5 separate regions of the Homo sapiens genome follow, and all the other regions are linked to region 2. The links are chromatin contacts, found by Hi-C or POLR2A ChIA-PET in ENCODE. All regions are on one chromosome and are shown on one strand. The core of a region is the stretch at or near the end of the contact, and the rest is flanking DNA. Distances in the headings are between cores, read along the strand shown.

Region 1 (3,776 bases), core at 1,154-3,653, 730 kb after region 2:
TAGGGGGCTTATTTGCCGAAGCTAAGGATGTGTGCCTGGGAGACAGGTCTATGCCTTTCTTCGAATATGATTTTGAGGGCTTCAAATTTAAAGGGGAAAAGAGGGGGATATTGAGATATACACAATTTGCATGCAAGAGGGGCAGTAGGGGAAAAAATAGTCACTTATGCCTTTGTCTGGCTCAGTGAATGTGAATTTTTACATATGATAGCATAGACAATAGGGCAGAGGAAACAATAAGATATGCGTTTGCGTCAGGTGGGCAGAGGGATGACTTTGAGTTCTGTCCTATGTCCCCACACCTGTGAAGATAAGCTATCAATTTATATTGCCATGGTGAATTTTAACAGAAATGCTTTAAGGTAAAGATCTTGGGGCCCACAAGGAATTTCCTTGTGGGCAAACTATGAGGGAGATGTGTAGCTTTTCATCGTGTAGCCATCTTATTTAGGAAAAAAAGTGGGAGGCAGGTTTGTGTGACCCAGTTCCCAGCTTGATTTTTCCCTTTGGCTTAGTGAGTTTGGGGTCCCAAGATTTATTTTCCTTTCATAGCTTATAGTAGTAAAATTAAATAAATCAGTCTTTGTCTACAATATGGGTGACAGTAACATTTCTCAGTTTATTGTTTTGTCTTTGGGCTTTGTTTTGCTCTGTTACATTTTATGTGATCAAATTTATAAATCTATTCTTCATAGCTTCTGGGTTTTATGTCACACTTTAAGAGATCTTTATTATTCCAAGAAAATAAAATACTGCCTTTATTCTAATGCTTTCATAATTTTTTTTATGTTGCAAAAATAGACCAAGATGAAATTTATTTTAGGTAAGAAATGATGTAAGGATTCAGCTTCCTTTTTTTCTCTCTCTCTCTCCTGTCTCTTTCTTTTATCCCCTCAGATCACTAGTCTATTGTCACACTATTTATTGATTTATTTATTATTTGACCCTTACCTGAAATGTCACCATTTTTACAAATCACATTCCCATTCATACTTAAGTATTTCTCTGGGCTCTATTTTGTTCCAGTAATCATTCTGTCTCTTCATGTACTAATATAATTTTGTCTCAAATACTGCAGGATCATAATACATTACTAGTTTCTATTAGGGCTATCCTCACATAGCTTCCATAAAATAAAGTTTGTTTGTTTGTTTATTCATTTTTAAAAAGGACCCTGGTTATGCCTCAAAGAAAAGACATAGTGATAATGATCTAGCATTATATTTTACAAAATCTACTCCACATATATTTTTTAGGTTTCTGCTCATATATATGAGCAAAATCATGCAGTGTATATAAGTCATTTCCTCCTGGGTCATCATATGTTCCTGATCTGGGGCACACTGTGATTTGAACCTAGTTATTGGTGTAGTGGCAACGGGGGCAGTTGTTGTAGTCTTGTGGAAAATGAGCATCCCCTCGGAACATTGCTATCCCAGCGGAGGTTACTGCAGGGCTTTCAACCAAAGAAAGCGTGGTCTCCCCAAACACAGAAGAACAAGCAAGGGAGGCTCAGAGTGACGTGGGTGTGTTTAGAATCAGTTCTAACCTGATGCCTCACTCCAAGTTTCAGTGTCTCATGCTTTCCCATTTGATTTCCTATCTTTTACATCAGAAATTTGGCAAGGCTGTGAATCCAACTGAAATTGTAATTCTGCAAGCCTCCCAATTAAATTTTATGTTTGATTTTTATCAATATCAGCCTGTGGCCATAATAAATAAAAGATTATTTTTGGGCTGCCCTAGAAATGTCTAGTTTGCCACTCATGACTTGAACTGAAAATTAAAGGAATTTTAGCCTGTCATTTGCTTTCTGTAAATGCTACAGTACACTCCAGAGGATCCATCCAACATCATAGTCCTTGCTTTAGTTTGCACTTCATCACAATTACCATAGTTTGATTAATTGCAAAGCTATTACCTGCCATGGATTATTAGTATCAATTTCCCACTGGCAAAGAAATTGTCTCTGCACTGAAGCCTAAAATCATGATCAAACTAGTACCAAATCTCATGTGTGAGGGTCTGTCTTTTAGGACCACTACTGGTATCAATTCTGTAAGGTCTAGTCAGGAGATAGCTACACACCAGTAATTTGAACAGAAAAAATGTAATATACAGAATTATGAGCTAGTAAAATGCAATTAACTACTAAAAGAGAACTAGAGAATATAGAGAAGAAGCTCCTACCTCTAGAATGGAGAGAACATAACATAAAGAATTAAGAACATGAAAGAAGGTCCCTCCTCCAAGGCTGAATTCAGCCCTCAGTGGGTATCTTGTGGCTGACACAGAAACATGTAGCCTCTCAGTGGTAAAGAAACTTGTCAGAAAGTTTGGCCAGAGCTGGTCTGTAGGAACAGCTTGCTAGGTGGTTGAGACACTCTAGAAGGTGCAGGCAAGCTGCAGCTGGTTTGCAGGAACTGAAACTGGGTGGCTAAGTTCACTGGAGCGAGCTGGTGGGCTGAGCTGGAGAGCAGGACATGGCCAGCTGGGGTACCAGGGGACTGGAGCTGACTTATAAGAAACAACCTGCAGGCAGCTGAGGGGTCACAGCTGGTCTACAGGAAGTGGTCTGCTGGGTGCAGGAGAAACTCACTAGAGAGTGAACGACTTGGGCCTCCTGTCTGCCTGTTTGCTGACAGCTGTACCATAAGAGAGTAAGAGCACCATAACTGAAGATAAGCCTCTTCCTCTGCTATGACCTTACAGCAACACCCCAGTACCCTCTATTGACAATTAGGCTAACACTTCGGCAGTTGGGAAAGGAGAAATGTTTACAGGGTCCAGTCCCGCTACCACCAATAGAGCAAAGATGGATGCATTTGGAGCTGAGAGGAAATGGGTTGATAACTGGCACAACTAGTATGGATTATGTTTGCCAGTTTCAGGATCTCTATTCTGATGGTCTGGAGATCTCTTATATTTGATGATCATCCACTGTTAATAAGGGAAACACCCAAACCCTTTAACCAACGTGGTGCTTCATTTTCTCGGGTTTCCTGTGCCTCTCCACGTAAGGGCCTTTAAAATCTACAATGTCAGCAGCTTCAGTGCTCAGACTCATGGTCCATTTGCAAGGACAGCTGGTGAAATAAATAACATCTTTGTGGAAAAAGACAGAAAATAATGAAATAATATAAATCAAAACAAAGAGATCACCATAACCAGAGAATGGGATGCTAAGTGAGAGTCCGTTTCCTTGAGTGCTAGCTGGAAGCCAGCATGTAAGGAAGACTGAACTGAACTCATAATGTCCCCAGGACACTGTGAGTGGAGTGATGAACATAAATTATTTTCTTCAGTTCCTGTGATGAGAAATATGACTCCTAGTTAAGATAGTTGGCAAAATTCAAGATATCAACTATGGATTGTGCCTGTTTTAACGGTAAAGCAGCACTTGCCATTAATACAGCGGATGTTGGCCAGGCACAATGGCTCACACCTGAAATCCCAGCGCTTTGGGAGGCTGAGGTGGGAGGATCACCTGAGGTCAGGAGTTAGAGGCCAGACTGGCCAACATGGTGAAATCCTGTCTCTACTAAAAATACAAAAATTAACCGGGCATGGTGGCACACACCTGTAGATTCAGCTACTTAGGAGTCTGAGGCACAAGAATCGCTTGAGCTTGGGAGGCTCAGTGAGTTGAGACCACACCACTGCACTCCAGCCTGGGTGACAGAGCGAGACTCCGTCTCAAAAAAAAAAAAAAAAATACAGTGGATCTCAGAATAGGAAACCCCGTCTCCCAGACTAGCAGTGTCAACGTCACCCAG
Region 2 (3,526 bases), core at 79-2,578:
ATAGCCTTAATTCCCTTATTAGAAGAGTTTTTCACTGTAAATTCATGGGCCCTTTCCTGTGTAAATAAATAATGGAAGAACTTAAATAATTCCTTTCACTATAAATGTCACCTTGTACCCTTGCAGACAATTCTCCCTTTCCTTCTTGAAAATTCCTTCAACTGTGAGAATATTTCCTTTTTTATTACTTGGGATTTTGCCATGTGGCTTTTTTTCCTCATTCATTCAATTAGTCAACGAAAATCATTTAGCTGTTATGTTCTAGAGGTTGGTGGGGAGATAGTCTCTACAATTTCTGTCAAAACTACTCATGAGTACTCTTCAAAATCTTAATATTATGTGAAATGTTGGCAGTAATAAGGTAGTTTTATAACATTTATTATATGGCTTCTGAGAATAACTTTTGCTGGAACGTCCTCTGAGATCATTAGGCCCATCTCCTCATTTATAGATGAGAAATCAGGCTCAAGGGCAGATCCCAGACTGTATATCTCCTTATTAAAAAATAGTTTTTTAAATTCCAAGAAGCTTCACATGTTTACCACTGAAGGAAAGGTATTATTGCTTGGATTCCGTGCAGGGGAGGGATTTTATAGTCCTCCCATCTTATGAAAAGGCTTCAGTATAAAATAAAAAGGGTCAACTAAAAAATATCTGGTATTTTGAAGTCCCATACAGAGATGCTATATGAGAGAGCAACTTGGAATTAAATTAACTAATTTGAGTTAACTCATCTTTATTAAGCCTGAGGTGCTGAGCATGTGTTGGGTCCCGGAGAAAAACAGACATACACCCTTTGCCATGTGCAGGGGATGCAGGGAGGTAAATGGGTGGACCTGTTTACATTATGGTATGGTAGGCGCTATGATGTGGAAGTGCAGAGTGCTATGAGACAGAGGAGGCTTCCTCCAGGGTGAAAGGAGTTGGTATGGAGATGGAGTGGCAGTGATTGTTCCAGGCAAAAGAAACAACTTGTATAAAAGCCTGGAAAAGAAAGTTTCAGAGTTTTTGTGAAAACAGTGTTAGTTACGCACTGAAGGGGAGGTTAGAAAGGGATTATAGTCAGAGTCTCTGATTTTCACTGGCCACACCTAAAATCCATGTGTTCCTTACTTGCCTTGTCCAAGTTGACATTTTTAAGTGTGGTATGTAACATTTATTTGTACAGTTATTCTTCCCTGTCATCCAAGACACTATTCTTAGTTTTCCTTTGCAATACACAAAGGTGATTCACTCACCTTGAGAAGGCCCTGAATTCAGCTTATTCAGCATTTATCAAGAACCTCATAGGCACAACCCTCTCCAAGTGCTGCCTCAGCCCTCTGTGTTTATAGTCCTTGTTATAGCACAGATCACATGATATTAGGGCTCCTTGGGCTCCCCCGTGAGCTCCAGGAAGGACTGTCTTAGCCACCTCCAGAACTCCAGCACAATGCCAAGCATATAACAGGAGATAAATGCTTCTTGAATAAATACACGAGCTTGGTGGGATATACCTCAATTCTTAAAACATACTTAAATGCACCTTTTGAAAAAAACAGTGTCCTACATAGCTTGCTTTGGTACAGACGGTAAGGGGACAACCAAAAAATGGTTAGAGAATCTCTATTTTGTGAAAAACGCATTAACTCAGCATTCCCTGTTATAAGGGTACATAGAAATATTTTTGAATTTATAATATCCACTAGAACGTTTTACTGGTGTAGTACTTAGTAGCAGTTGTTTTGAATAAAAACTAGACATTACAAGGTAATGATTTAGCAAAACAAACCAAAAGTCAGTGAGTCAGGAGGAGAAAAGGCACTGTGTTAAAATGACCAGCTGTATTACAGGGTCTGCTATTTGCTACATCAGTTTCTCATTAAGCAAAGCTCACTATATTTAAGGTAATTTTAACAGAGTAAATACAAAAAAACACAGTAATAAAGACTAACCATATACTTGGATGGTCAGGACACAGGCCAGGATTATGGATTTTATTCTTCTGATCCACCACAGTTGGTCCTAAAACACCTGTCATTCATCTAGTGTTACTGGGGACCTGCTATTTGCCAGGCACTGTGCTGTGCATTGAGAATACAAAGGTAAGACAGCAGCTCTGCCCTGAAGAATTTTTAGTAAGGAGTACAGGAAAATATGCAAAAAAACAAAAACAAAACCCAAAAAACAAAACGAACCTTTGGAAGAAGCAGCAGGAGAATCAGGGCAAGCTTCCCAGGAGAAGCAAAATCTCTCAAACGCACGTTGTCAGTCATCAGGCGGTTCAGATAAGACTTTGAAAACTTATCAGCACACGTCTTCCATCACTATTAGAAAAATAACTTGAGTGTACCCAACCCCAGTTTATCTTCCAAGTTGGTAACACATATCTATGTGTTCCTGGAAGCTTTGACCATATGGCATGGTCAAATAATATATTTATTAAAATATATTCTACCTTTAAAACTGATTAAGTTTGGGGAGAAGAGAAATAGCAAATTGATAAACGGTCTTCTGTAGTAACATGTTTGAGCCACAACGAGGCGCTCTGGATTCAAGAATGAGTGGGCTTCTCTTATTGTACAGTCTCTTCTCTATGAGGGGCTTTCAAAGAACAAAATGCATTTATCTAACATCAGGAAGGCCAGCAGCTCTTGTAGGAAGGCAGATGTTTGTCCTGTACAAAGTACAGATGTTTTTGACTGAAGTTCCAAAATAAATCTTATTTGTGGAAGAAGAATTAAACGAAGGCAGAAACTGCTTCTTAACAGAGGGGCTTCTAACATCTAAAATAACCATTTTCCTACACGGTCACCTGGGGTGGAGGAATAAATAAAACAAACAAGCACATAAAATTAAAATATTAACCACCAACAACAAATGATAAAAACCCTCACAAAATAAAACAAAGCTCTCAGAATAATGAGAACATTTTTGAAAGGACACGCTGCTGGAAGCAGCTCTGATAATATTCCCCTTGGTGTTGGTTTTGGAGATCCTATCCAAGGAGGAATCTTCTTTAACCTTCATGATGAACTAGCCAGTAATCTCATGTTTGTAATATTACAATCAGTAGCCATGGAAATAAAACTGATGTCACAAATTTTGCTTTTTGATTAACACTCCTGGATTGTACAGGAGCAGAAAGCAAGCAAGTCACATCTGACCTGTGCTATTTCGTTTTTAGTAGATTAAGAAAAATTAGACCAACGGTATACTGTTATAATATGAATCTTTAAAAAATCTTCAAAATCTTTATGCAGATTTTCAAAACTCCAATGCTTCAAGATTCTTCTTTAGCTAGAACTCCTGAGCTCTTTAGTCATGAGTATTCGAAATATTCTTTGTACTAGACAAAATAAATGACTCGTGCTACAGATGAGTAAGAGGCTCTAATTAGAAGACAGGTGAAAGAAAATTTATACTTCTCACTGTTTAGAACATTTAGTTTTAACTGAGCTTGTAGGGATTTTTTTAAAAACTGCTTAGAGATCTTGAAGAAATATGAATCTTTCAAGATTTCCCAAGTATTTCAGGACATTTAAAA
Region 3 (3,426 bases), core at 539-3,038, 890 kb after region 2:
AAGCTCTTGAATGGATGAGCATTCTGACTACTGCCTGGCTAATAATTTTCCACTTGCATTTGGCCGATCCTACACACATGAGCATAAGCCAGTGTAAATGCTCCATCAGAGGCTCTTAGCAGGAAGAAAACAACTAAACAGATTCATTTCTTGACTTTCTTCTTTGATAGATATTTTCTTACTCTTAAATATACTTTACTCCTGATAATTTAGAGATCTATCGTTGGTGAGAGGATATCATGAATTATGAGTCCTTGCATTCTTTTTATAAAGGTAATATCCCCGGTTTGATGAGACAGAAATTTGCAATAGCATCTTTGCAGGGCTTTTCAAAGAGTAGTGGGAATGGAAAAGTTCCCTGGGACCCATTTCCTGACTGTTCCATTCGTGCTGATCACGACTTTAACCATGTTTTTCAAGCTGCCAATCAAAGCACACGTTCTATAAAATACAATTCCCTGGTAGGCACAGTGGAGCTAAATATTTGTCCCTAGAACTGTCCTGGGAGAGAAAGGACATAAAGTTGCTGCCACTAGGTTAAAATTTAAGAACAAAATTATAGGAAGCAGACTCCAAACTATTTTCTTAAATTAATTCTTCCTTTTCCAACCAGAACACAATCTCCCCTATTGTCATGTACGCCCTGATGCCTAGTTGGGTACACAGCAAATGTACACACATATCTGATGATTTACTGATGGACTGAATCCTCACAAATATTACATTTAAAGCTTTCAGATCAAATTAAATAATTTGCATTTGGGCAAACAGCCAACAGCACTCTAAACTGTACTCCTAACTAACGTTATTCCCTCCTCTACCTCTTCATCCCTGGTGTTCTCTGCAGACCTTCCAAATACAAACTCACTTTCACAAGAAAAAAAATAACTGCAAAGTATGATTCAGGTCAGCCAAGAAAGGAGGTCATATTAATTTTATTTTTCTTGCTCTGTTTCCCAGGCTGGCATGCAGTGGCATGATCTCGGCTCACCGCAACCTCTGCCTCCCAGGTGCAACTGATTATCCTGCCTCAGCCTCCTGAGTAGCTGGATTACAGGTACCTGCCACTACGACTGGCTAATTTTTGTAGTTTTAGTAAAGATGGGGTTTCACCATGTTGGCCAGGCTGGTCTCAAACTCCTGACCATAGATGATCCACCGCCTTGTCCTCCCAAAGTGCTGGGATTACAGGCATGAGCCACTGCACCCAGCCCATATTAATTTTTAATTTCTGTTTATGCCTATGAAAAATGTATAAGTTGTTCTACAAACAGAAATGCACTTCTCTTGCTAGGGTTGCCTCAATAAATTTAAGCAACGTGGCACTATATTTCCTTTATAAAGCTCCTTCCTACATATCTCACACAACACACAAGAAAGTCATAACCAAATTATTTAAGAAGAATTTCTCAAAACACTAAGACAAAAGCCGTCTCTTCTAAATGAGTAACGTGGAAGGTAATCTTGTTCCCTTACTGCTGACATGTAGCTTTCTGCCTGGGGTTTTATCTTTAACTCCCTGGTAATCCAAACGGAGCAGGAAAACCTCAGACAATAGAGCCTCTTTTTTGCTTTACATCCACTTTTTTGGGGTCGGCACCGAACAACCATCATTAAATGGTTTCTGGCGCAAAGTGGCAGGCTTGGGTAAGCTGAAATGTTTATGACACCAAAATAAAGATGTTCCACACTGCTGAAACCGGGGAGTCACGCAGAGAACAACTGAAATGGAATTACACACCAAGGTTTACTTAACTAGCACGACTTTAACTCGTGTCTGCCTGATACACTTACCAAAGAGAAGTGGCAGAAACCCAGGGTGGACAAAAGAGGGCAGTGTTCACTATGTCTTTCATCTCAGCTCTTCGCTCTTTATCAAATTGCCACTGAGCCAAGAGAAAACTATGTCCAGCATTTCATAACACAGGAAGTGGGGAAGCAGATTAGATATTGGGCTCTGCAGTCACCACAAAATAAGCAGTGTGCTCGTAAAAGTCACTTTTTTCCCTAGACGAAAGCTTAACCATTGGTGAGTTTTGGGGTTTGGTTTCTGTTTTTCAGTATGATCGGCTAAACCTCTCCAGGAAAATAATGGAATATGTAATATTTCTCAAACTATAACAGGTTATAAGGTTTATTTAGTTCAAAGCACTCATTTTTGCAGATGAGGACCAGGTTTCTACATTTGTCAGTGGCTTCTCCTTGTGCTCAGATATCATCAGTATGTGGGGAGGGGAAGACAGACTTCCCTCTTGGAGCTATTTAGAGAATTTTTAGTCATTTCAGAATAGAATCCATGTACGCCCTGTACACAAAAAAATTTAGGTCCCAGAAAGGGAATCTTGTCCCCTGCCCTGGATGTCATCATATTGGGTCGAACTTCATTCACATTCTTTGGGAAAAGCTTATGTGGACATGTCATTGTACCCAATAAAGGATTGCAGCCTCAGCACTCAAAAAGTGCACATTTTGCCCAGGTATCTGTCTATTCTTAGTTATAGATATCTAGTGTCATCTTTTAATAGGGAAAGACTCTTTAATTCTTTTGTAATTCCTGTTGTCCTATACATATTTTTGAGCTCCTGCGATGTATAAGCCTCTGTTGTTAGACATGCAGAAGTGAAAAGGACACAGTTCTAGCCTTTAATAAACTAAGCATCAAATAAGAATCAGATGGCCGGGCGGATCGCTTGAGGTCAGGAGTTCGAGACCAACCTGACCAACATGGAGAAACCCCATCTCTACTAAAAATACAAAATTAGCCGGGCGTGGTGGTACATGCCTGTAATCCCAGCTACTGGGGAGGCTGAGGCGGGAGAATCGCTTGAACCTTGGAGGCGGAGGTTGTGGTGAGCTGAGATCACGCCATTGCACTCCAGCCTGGGCAACAACAGTGAAACTCCGTCTCAGAAAAAAAAAAAAGAATCAGACAAGGCAGAACCAACCTTGTCAGTAACCGTAATACATCAACAACCATAATACAAGGCAGAATGGGGTTGGCTTAGAAGAAAAATACAAATTGCCAAAGAAGAGATTGTATTCATCAGGAGTGGAGAACTGAGGGAAACTTCACAAAAGAGAGAGCTGTGGAGTCGGGTTCATAGAATAGGTGGGCTTCCAGCGGGGTGTGGTGGCTCATAGCTGTAATCCCAGCACTTTGGGAGGCCAAGGTAGGCAGATCACCTGAGGTCGGGAGTTCGAGACCAGCCTGACCAACATGGAGAAACCCCGTCTCTACTAAAAATACAAAATTAGCTGGGTATGGTGGCACATGCCTGTAATCCCAGCTACTCAGGAGGCTGAGGCAAGAGAATCCCTTGAACCCAGGAGGCAGAGGTTGCAGTGAGCCAAGATTGCGCCATTGCACTCCAGCCTGGGCAACAAGAATGAAACTCCGTCTCAAAAAAAAAAAAAAAAAAAAAAAGG
Region 4 (3,910 bases), core at 660-3,159, 690 kb after region 2:
AGGGACCCTGGGACTGGCCCATGAGACCACTTTTTCCTCCTGGGACTCCAGGCCTGCGATGAGAGGGGCTGCTGTGAAGGTCTCTGACTTGGCCTGGAGACATTTTCCCCACAGTCTTGGGGATTAATATTAGACTCCTTGCTACTTATGCAAATTTCTGCAGCTGGCTTGAATTTCTCCTCAAAAAATGGGTTTTTCTATTCTACTGCATCATCAGGCTGCAAACGTTCTGAACTTTTACGCTCTGTTTTCCTTTTAAAATGGAATGCTTTTAACAGCACCCAAGTCACCTCTTGAATGCTTTGCTGCTTAGAAGTTTCTTCTACCAGACACCCTAAATCATCTCTCCCAAGCTCAAAGTTCCACACATCTCTAGGGCAGGGGCAAAATGCCGCCAGTCTTTTTGCTAAAACATAGCAAAAGTCGCCTTTGCTCCAGTTCCCAACAAGTTCCCCATCTCCATCTGAGACCACCTCAGCCTGGACCTTATTGTTCATATCACTATTAGCATTTTTGTCAAAGCCATTCAACAGGTCTCTAGGAAGTTCCAAACTTTCCCACGTTTTCCTGTCTTCTTCTGAGGCCTCCAAACTGTTCCAAACTCTGCCTGTTACCCAGTTCCAAAGTCGCTTCCACATTTTCAGCTATCTTTTCAGCAACGCCCCACTGTACTGATACCAACTGACTGTATTAGTCTGTTTTCACGCTGCTGATAAAGACATACCTGACACTGGGAAGGAAAAGAGGTTTAATTGGACTTACAGTTCCACATGGCTGGGGAGGCCTCAGAAACATGGCGGGAGGCAAAAGGCACTTCTCACATGGCAGTGGCAAGAGAAAAATGAGGAAGAAGCAAAGGCGGAAACCCCTGAAAAACCCATCAGATCTCATGTGACTTACTCACTATTACGAGACTAGCATGGGAAAGACCAGCCCCCATGATTCAATTACCTCCCCCTGGGTCCCTCCCGTGACACATGGGAATTCTGGGAGATACAATTCAAGTTGAGATTTGGATGGGGACACAGCCAAACCATATCACTGGGGGAGGAAGGCACCGTGGTAGTGCTATGGACCGAATCATGTCCCCTCCATATTCGTATGCTGAGGCCTTGAGCCCCAATGTGAATATATTTGGAGATGAGTCCTTTCTGGAAGTAATTAAGGTTAAATGAGGTCATAAGGTTAGGGCCCTGATCTGATAGAATTTATGTCCTTTTAAGAATAGACACCAGAGCGCTTGCTCCAGGTGCACAAAGTAGTGGCCATGTGAGCATACACTGAGAAAGCAGCCATCTGCAAGCCAGGAAGAGGGCCCTTACCAGCCATTCTAGTCCCCTGATCTTGGACATCCAGCTTCCAAAACTGTGAGAAACCGATTTTTGTTATTGAAATCGCTTAGCCTTTGGTATTTTGTTCTGGCACCCTGGCAGACTAATATAAGTAGGGGTAAGCAGGTTATTAACCAGAAAGAGACACAAAGGAGCTTTTCACATAAGGGCGATGGATATATTCTGTATCTTGATCAGGGTAGTAGTTACGTGGGTGGATACATAGGTGAACAAGTTTATCAAACTGTCAGTTTCAGATTTCTACATTCTTGTGCATATAAATTTTCCTAAACTTGAAAAAGGCCGTCTTATCCCCATCTTTCCCAATGGAATCTGTGTTTCAAAAAGATAACAATATAGTGTTCATGCCTTCAAACAGGCCTGGTAGAAAGGAAATTAACATACATTATTTATCTCGTATATATGTATGTTTCTGCCTGTAATAAATAATGGGGATTGAGCACTTAGCACAAGAGTAAGCAACTGCCAAATGCAGCTCTGGGTTCAGACCTGTATGGGGCAGACCTGAGAGCCAGGCCCCTTTCCCTACCATACTGAAACTGACAGCAAAGCCGCTCAGCTAAGGGGATGTGCAGAAAGGACGCCCTGGGGTCTCCTGAGGCTGCAGGGCGGCCGGGGAGCCCTGGGGTCAGGAGGGCAACTTTCTGGGGCACAGTGCTCGAGTCACCTCTCCGAGGAACGGCTCTGCCTGCACTGCTTCTTGTACTTTGTTTACCCGCCCCTAGGAAAAGAGCTGTGAAGATGATCGTAGGGAGCAAGCAGTGAGGCGGCAAATGGCTCTGAGAGGAGCCACGCAGACAGCTGGGCAGCCGTGCCAAGAACAACAGGAAGCTCGCGGCCCCACCCCTGCTCGCTGCAGCCCTGGCCTGGAGACCCAGGGTTATTTGCTTTGAAGGGCCCTCTGCAGATGTTACATAAACAAAACCTCCATTGACTCCAGTTCTGAGCCTGGCCTAAAATAGCCCGCGGGCTTCCCCCTACCACTGTGCAGTTTCGCCGCCATCCCTTTTGGTCCCCTTGTGTGCTAGCTGCTTCCCTCCATTGACCACATGTGCAGACAACTCTCGCCAGTGTCCCTAAGAGGCCAGTTCCCTGGGGAACAAAAAGTGGGGCTCGTTTGCCTTCCCTGGCAGGTCAGACACAAAGCATCCCTGTAAGACCTTTGATGGCTACTGGCCAAGGGACACGTTTCCCCTCCCCAGGGAGGCAGGAAGCTGGGCTGAGGCACAGTGGGGTTTGGTCAGCAGCCAGCACAAGAGGGACTGTGCTTTCTCTCTGTGTCTGTGTCTCTTTCTGTGTGTGTCTGCGTCTCTCTCTCTCTCTGTCTCTTTCTCTCTCTTTCCTAAGGGCAAGCTCTCCAGGTAAGGGCACGAGTTCTTCGTCAGCGTCTCTATTTTCACTTGATGTAACGACTGAACACTCTACTCTTGACTCTTCCTCCAAGCTCCTATAAAATTCCCTGACCCCATTTGCACTTCAGCTCCTTCATTCTGCAGAAAACCATTCCTTCGTGAACATCTGGAGAATCACAGATCCGTGCCACAGCACGGGGTCACTCTGGGCCTTGCCACTCAACATGGGTCCCTGGAAGCTATTATCATCTTTTCCCTTTGACCTCCTGCACTTCTCCAGGATCTTAACTCATAAAATAAAACCAAAAACAACACCAGCAATAAAAACATATTTATGTCAAATACTTACTATGTGCCTGATACAAGGCTAAGCATTTTATGTGTTTTATTTTATTTCATATTGAACAGTCTTATGAGATTGGTACAATAATTATCTCCAGCTGACAGAAGGACAAACTGCAGTTTGGAAAAATTATAGAACTTGTACAAGATGTGACAGAGGTGGAACAGTCAGACTTGTATTCAGTGTCTCAACCACTGCATTGCATGTCCGGGGAAAAAGAGGGCAGGACTCACAACTCCTCCTTTCCATGGTCTTTCTTCTATTCAAAGGCCATGCTATTGTATCCATGGTCAATGTCATTAAACATATCACTGATCAATTAATTATCCAATCAGTATTTAAGGACTATGTTTTCTGGGCAAGTTGCTATTTGAGTCTATACCAGACCAAAAAAACAAAAACGTATGATGTATACTATGTGAATATCTAGCTCCTACTGTATCAACAGTTGTACTTCGGTTGTGAGAGGGCTTTGTGTTTCTCTGGGCTGAAGATCCTCAAACCAGATGGCCATCCTGGAACTAGAAGTTCTTCTTTAATTTAATTTTTTTTTAATTTCAACTTTTATTTGAGATACCAGAGGTATATGTGCAGGTTCGTTATGTGGGAATATTGCATGAGGCTGAGGTTTGGAGTATGGATCCTGTCACTTATGTAGTGAGCATAGTACCCGATAAATAGTTAATTGCTGCCCCCCATCCCCCACTGTCTAGTAGTCCACAGTATCCATTGTTCCCATATTTATGTCCATGTGTGCTCAGTGTTTAGCTCCCACTTATAAATTTGGTTTTCTGTTTCTACATTAATTTGCTTAAGATTATGGCATCCAGCTGCATACATGTTGCTGCAAAGGACATGATTTC
Region 5 (3,642 bases), core at 675-3,174, 630 kb after region 2:
TCATTGAATTATCACAGGAACAGAAAACCAAATACTGCATGTTCTCACTTGTAAGTGGGAGCTAAACATTGGGTGCTCATGGACATAAAGATGGCAACAATAGGCACTGGGTACTACTACAGCAGGGAGGAGTGAGTGGGGGTAAGGATTGAAAAACTATTGGGTGCTATGCTCAGTACCTGGGTGACAGGATCATTTGTACCCCAAACCTAAAAAAAAATTCTTCCTTATATTTATTTAAAATCTGCTTCCTAATAAATTTTCTTTAATTAAAAATGTTAATATCCCAGAAAAAATAAGGCATCTTGAAACAGAAACGTACATTAAACAAGGTTATTTATTGATTGGCTGATGAAAATGGTGCAAACAAAGGCTCACAGGAACCCAACTTCATTCTTGCTAAGTAGAATGGACTGTTTTGGGGTCCTAAAGTATCAAAAGGGCTGTTTCTTCTGTCGCCCACTTACCAGCTGTTCATATCTCATGACTGCAAACACAGTGGAGAAGCCAAGTCAGAGGCATAATCAAGAGTTATTTAGGTCAGGTGTAGTGGCTCATGCCTGTAATCCCAGCACTTTGGGAGGCCGAGGCGGGTGGATCACTTGACGTCAGGGATTTGAGACCTGCCTGAGCAACATGGTGAAACCCTGTCTCTACTAAAAATAAAAAAAATTAGCCAGGCATGTTGGCGCATGCCTATAATCCCAGCTACTTGGGAGGCTGAGGCACAAAAATTGCTTGAACCCAGAGGCAGAGGTTGCAGTGAGCTGAGACTGCACCACTGAACAGCACTCCAGCCTGGGCAACAGAGTGAGACTCTGTCTCAAAAAAAAATAAAAATAAAAAAGAATTATTTATATACATATACCAAGTAGACAAAAGTATGCCTGATGATCTGGAAGGAAACAGAAAAATAGAATGACAGTGGTGGTGGGAGTATAGGTTTTTAACATTCTTTTGTTCCCATTTCCAATTGTTGGCATTTCTTTGTAGATTTACGTATTAAAAACAAGAACGACTGTCAGGAAGGCGAGGAAGCACTGCCTAACAGAGCATGGCAGTGGTGGAAAAGCAGACCAGGGAGCCCACAAGGAGACAATGATAGAGAAGTCTTTCTTTGGGAGAGCATCCTTAGCTGTGGAACAGGCCGAGATGCTTACAGAGGAAGGATGGACCTCTGTATAAGCTCTGTAGCCTTCTCAGTAAAAAGTAAACAGAAAAAAATGGGGGGAGAGAAGGAATGAAGAAAGTGAGTCTATGGCCTTAGTGCTTCTCTGCTTAGGATAGAGCACTGGCAAGCATATGAAAACACATACATTTCATTGCTAAAAATAAAGAATCAAAAGTGCTTTTGTTTAAGCCTTGATGTGATATTAGCAATAAAGAGCCACCAGTTGCAGGAGAACCACAATACATCCATAACCCCCAAAATATATTAGTTTAGGGGAATTGTTGTCAACAGTAGGAACAATTAAGACTGTGTTGTTATAGAAATACTGTGCCTAGCTGGTTTGCAAAAGAAAACTGCCTCTGATGACTTAGGTCTGGAGGGCCTTTGAAGGCAGTTTCTTTCCTGTGACCAGTAACTGATTTTTCACAAAATTGTGCATTGACTATTTCTCACAAGAGGTTTTGAAAATGAAGCTGGGTTTCAGGTTCGACTCACATGAGCTACTTTTATTTGGACAGTCTTTGTTTTTCTCAGTCTCGTCGGCAGTCCTTCCGGGGCCTTCCTCAATCCCTGGCCGGGGCTGAGGCCTGGCCGTTGTTTGGGATGAAAAGGTATTGGAAGGCTGGCTGCTAATTGGAGCTTGCACCTGCAGACCCCAGCCTTGGAGGCGACTCGGCACAGGCTACTGCTCTATGTGTGTATGCTTGTGTGTGTGCATTTTATTTCCTCAATGAACACTGGAATGTGGCATGGTTTTTTGGCCTGGGTATGCTGGAGGAGATCCAAGCTGCTTGGCCACTTTCTCTGTTCTGGGGAAGGGCGGGGTGGGGGGGCACCTCCTTTACTCTCTAAGAAGGAGGGATTTCTAGCTATGCAAATATATCCAGTGCATTCTGATCTAATCTCTTCTGGCCCCAAGAGGGGACTTACCCAGATAAGAGGCGCTCTTCAGAGAAAGTGAGAGGGTGCCACAGCAGGGCTTTCACCCACCAATAAGCTGATGAATTTTTAATGAGTTTCTCACACTTCACTCTAGTAACATTATCCAGGCAGTGCTGAAGAGGAATGGCTACAACCTCTGTGCTCAGCCAAAGACGAGAGAAATGGACAAAATACCCAGGTGGACCTAACGACCATGCCTCTGTTTCTCCCCACCCCACAATACCCAGGGGTTCAACCTAATGCACATATTTAATTTTGTGCATCTGATCAATTTTGGCATACATATATGCCCATGAAATCATCACTGCAATCAAGGAACAAATTCATTTTCTTTCTCTTTGTAATCTCTCCCTCTCACTCCCCATTCACCAGGTCCCCAGGCAAGTATTGATCTGCTTTCTATAACTAGACTGCTTGCACATTCCAGAACTCCATATAAATGAAATCAAACATTGTGTATTCTTTTTGGTGTCTGGCTTACTTCACTTGGTATGATAATTTCAGGATTTATTCATATTGTAGGTATCAACAGTTCATTCCTTTTTTTCTGCTTAGTATTGCATTGTGTGGACACAGCACAGTCTGTTTATTCATTCACCTGTTGATGGGCATTTGGGTTGTTTCCAGTCTGAGGCTATTACCAAGAAACCTGCCATGAAACCAAGACAGGAGGATTGCTTGAGGCCAGGAGTTAGAGACCAGTCTGGGCAACATAGTGGAGAACTCATCTCTACAAAAAATAAAAACATCAGCCAGGTTTGGTGGTACACGCCTGTGATCCCAGCTACTTGGGAGGCTAAGATGGGAGGATTGCTTGAGCTCAAAAGGTTGAGGCTGCAGTGAGCCATGATCACATTACTGCACTCCAGCCTGGGCAATGCAGAGCAAAATCCTATCTTAAAAAAAAAAAAAAAAAAAAAAGGTCAAAGCAGGCCCAGACCATTTCCACTTTTTGAAGTTCTTGGGATATTAAAAATGAAAGAAGGAATCCCAAAATAGACCTATAAAATATGCTATATTTAAAATGTATACATGCTTTTGAACATATTAAAAATTCAACATGTAGGTAACACTGGAAATGATATCAGGATTTTGAATTTGAAGCTCAATGTGGGGCCTAGGACAAAGGGTCTCCTGGCCATTGACCACTTTGTGATGGGTCCTGAGGGGCCAGCACCAGCTAGGGGCCCTTCCCACATACCCTGTACACTCTAAAGTCATATGTGGCACGGTTATTCTTTATATGCTTGGGGTCAAATCAATGCTACAGAGATAGCTCTGGAAAGAAAGAGCATTTTCTGGGTGTACACAGATTTTCTGCCAGAACTGGGAAGGCCAATCACAAACACTGGCCTTTTGGAGAGATCCCTTGCTCTACTCACCAAAATCAGCAAGCCTGCGGGGTCTGAGGTTTCCTTTGGGTTGACTATAGTCTTGGATGTCTCTGCTTACTTTGAGATCAGAATGGTGCCATGACCATGAGAGGGGTCGCTCCACTTGAAGAATCCCCAGATCCCTCCCAGCCATGG

The links. Hi-C counts contacts between places; a loop is a spot of excess contacts on that map. ChIA-PET counts read pairs that join two places held with the same protein, here RNA polymerase II (POLR2A). Pooled maps may share reads with other maps.
Region 1: a loop to region 2 is called in a pooled map, with 3 times the contacts of the local background. The contact joins two enhancer-like sites. A Hi-C loop is called at or near these places in 1 of 37 single-sample maps with no recorded cell type and 3 of 50 pooled maps. POLR2A ChIA-PET finds 5 or more read pairs at or near these places in 1 of 52 experiments (OCI-LY7).
Region 3: a loop to region 2 is called in a map of ovary, with 5 times the contacts of the local background. The contact joins two enhancer-like sites. A Hi-C loop is called at or near these places in 24 of 168 maps with a recorded cell type or tissue (Caco-2, HCT116, HepG2 and 15 more), 15 of 37 single-sample maps with no recorded cell type and 40 of 50 pooled maps. POLR2A ChIA-PET finds 5 or more read pairs at or near these places in 1 of 52 experiments (AG04450).
Region 4: a loop to region 2 is called in a map of ovary, with 3 times the contacts of the local background. The contact joins two enhancer-like sites. A Hi-C loop is called at or near these places in 9 of 168 maps with a recorded cell type or tissue (GM12878, HCT116, IMR-90 and 6 more), 22 of 37 single-sample maps with no recorded cell type and 22 of 50 pooled maps. POLR2A ChIA-PET finds 5 or more read pairs at or near these places in 1 of 52 experiments (OCI-LY7).
Region 5: a loop to region 2 is called in a pooled map, with 3 times the contacts of the local background. The contact joins two enhancer-like sites. A Hi-C loop is called at or near these places in 2 of 168 maps with a recorded cell type or tissue (HCT116 and K562), 5 of 37 single-sample maps with no recorded cell type and 12 of 50 pooled maps.

What each region holds. Positions count from the first base shown.
Region 1 is chr4:53,746,033-53,749,808 of GRCh38, forward strand. No RefSeq gene overlaps it. Among named protein-coding and RNA genes, the nearest start is that of LNX1-AS2, 150 kb to the left of the region's middle. RefSeq lists enhancers at 2,316-2,525, 2,576-2,625. Within about 2 kb of position 2,404, at least 5 of the 41 ENCODE cell types and tissues checked have a DNase peak (open chromatin) inside an H3K27ac peak, as active enhancers do.
Region 2 is chr4:53,013,288-53,016,813 of GRCh38, forward strand. The region is part of intron 5 of SCFD2 (sec1 family domain containing 2); the gene reads right to left. Among named protein-coding and RNA genes, the nearest start is that of SCFD2-AS1, 88 kb to the left of the region's middle. Within about 2 kb of position 1,329, at least 5 of the 41 ENCODE cell types and tissues checked have a DNase peak (open chromatin) inside an H3K27ac peak, as active enhancers do; they include ovary, where a contact is called at or near this core.
Region 3 is chr4:53,906,988-53,910,413 of GRCh38, forward strand. All of the region lies in intron 1 of LOC124900702 (a long non-coding RNA gene), which reads left to right. Among named protein-coding and RNA genes, the nearest start is that of CHIC2, 160 kb to the right of the region's middle. Within about 2 kb of position 1,789, at least 6 of the 41 ENCODE cell types and tissues checked have a DNase peak (open chromatin) inside an H3K27ac peak, as active enhancers do; they include ovary, where a contact is called at or near this core.
Region 4 is chr4:53,700,607-53,704,516 of GRCh38, forward strand. All of the region lies in intron 1 of LOC100506444 (a long non-coding RNA gene), which reads left to right. Among named protein-coding and RNA genes, the nearest start is that of LNX1-AS2, 110 kb to the left of the region's middle. RefSeq lists an enhancer at 1,945-2,064. Within about 2 kb of position 1,910, at least 31 of the 41 ENCODE cell types and tissues checked have a DNase peak (open chromatin) inside an H3K27ac peak, as active enhancers do; they include ovary, where a contact is called at or near this core.
Region 5 is chr4:53,639,212-53,642,853 of GRCh38, forward strand. It overlaps a transcript of LNX1 not described here. Among named protein-coding and RNA genes, the nearest start is that of LNX1-AS2, 48 kb to the left of the region's middle. Within about 2 kb of position 1,925, at least 3 of the 41 ENCODE cell types and tissues checked have a DNase peak (open chromatin) inside an H3K27ac peak, as active enhancers do.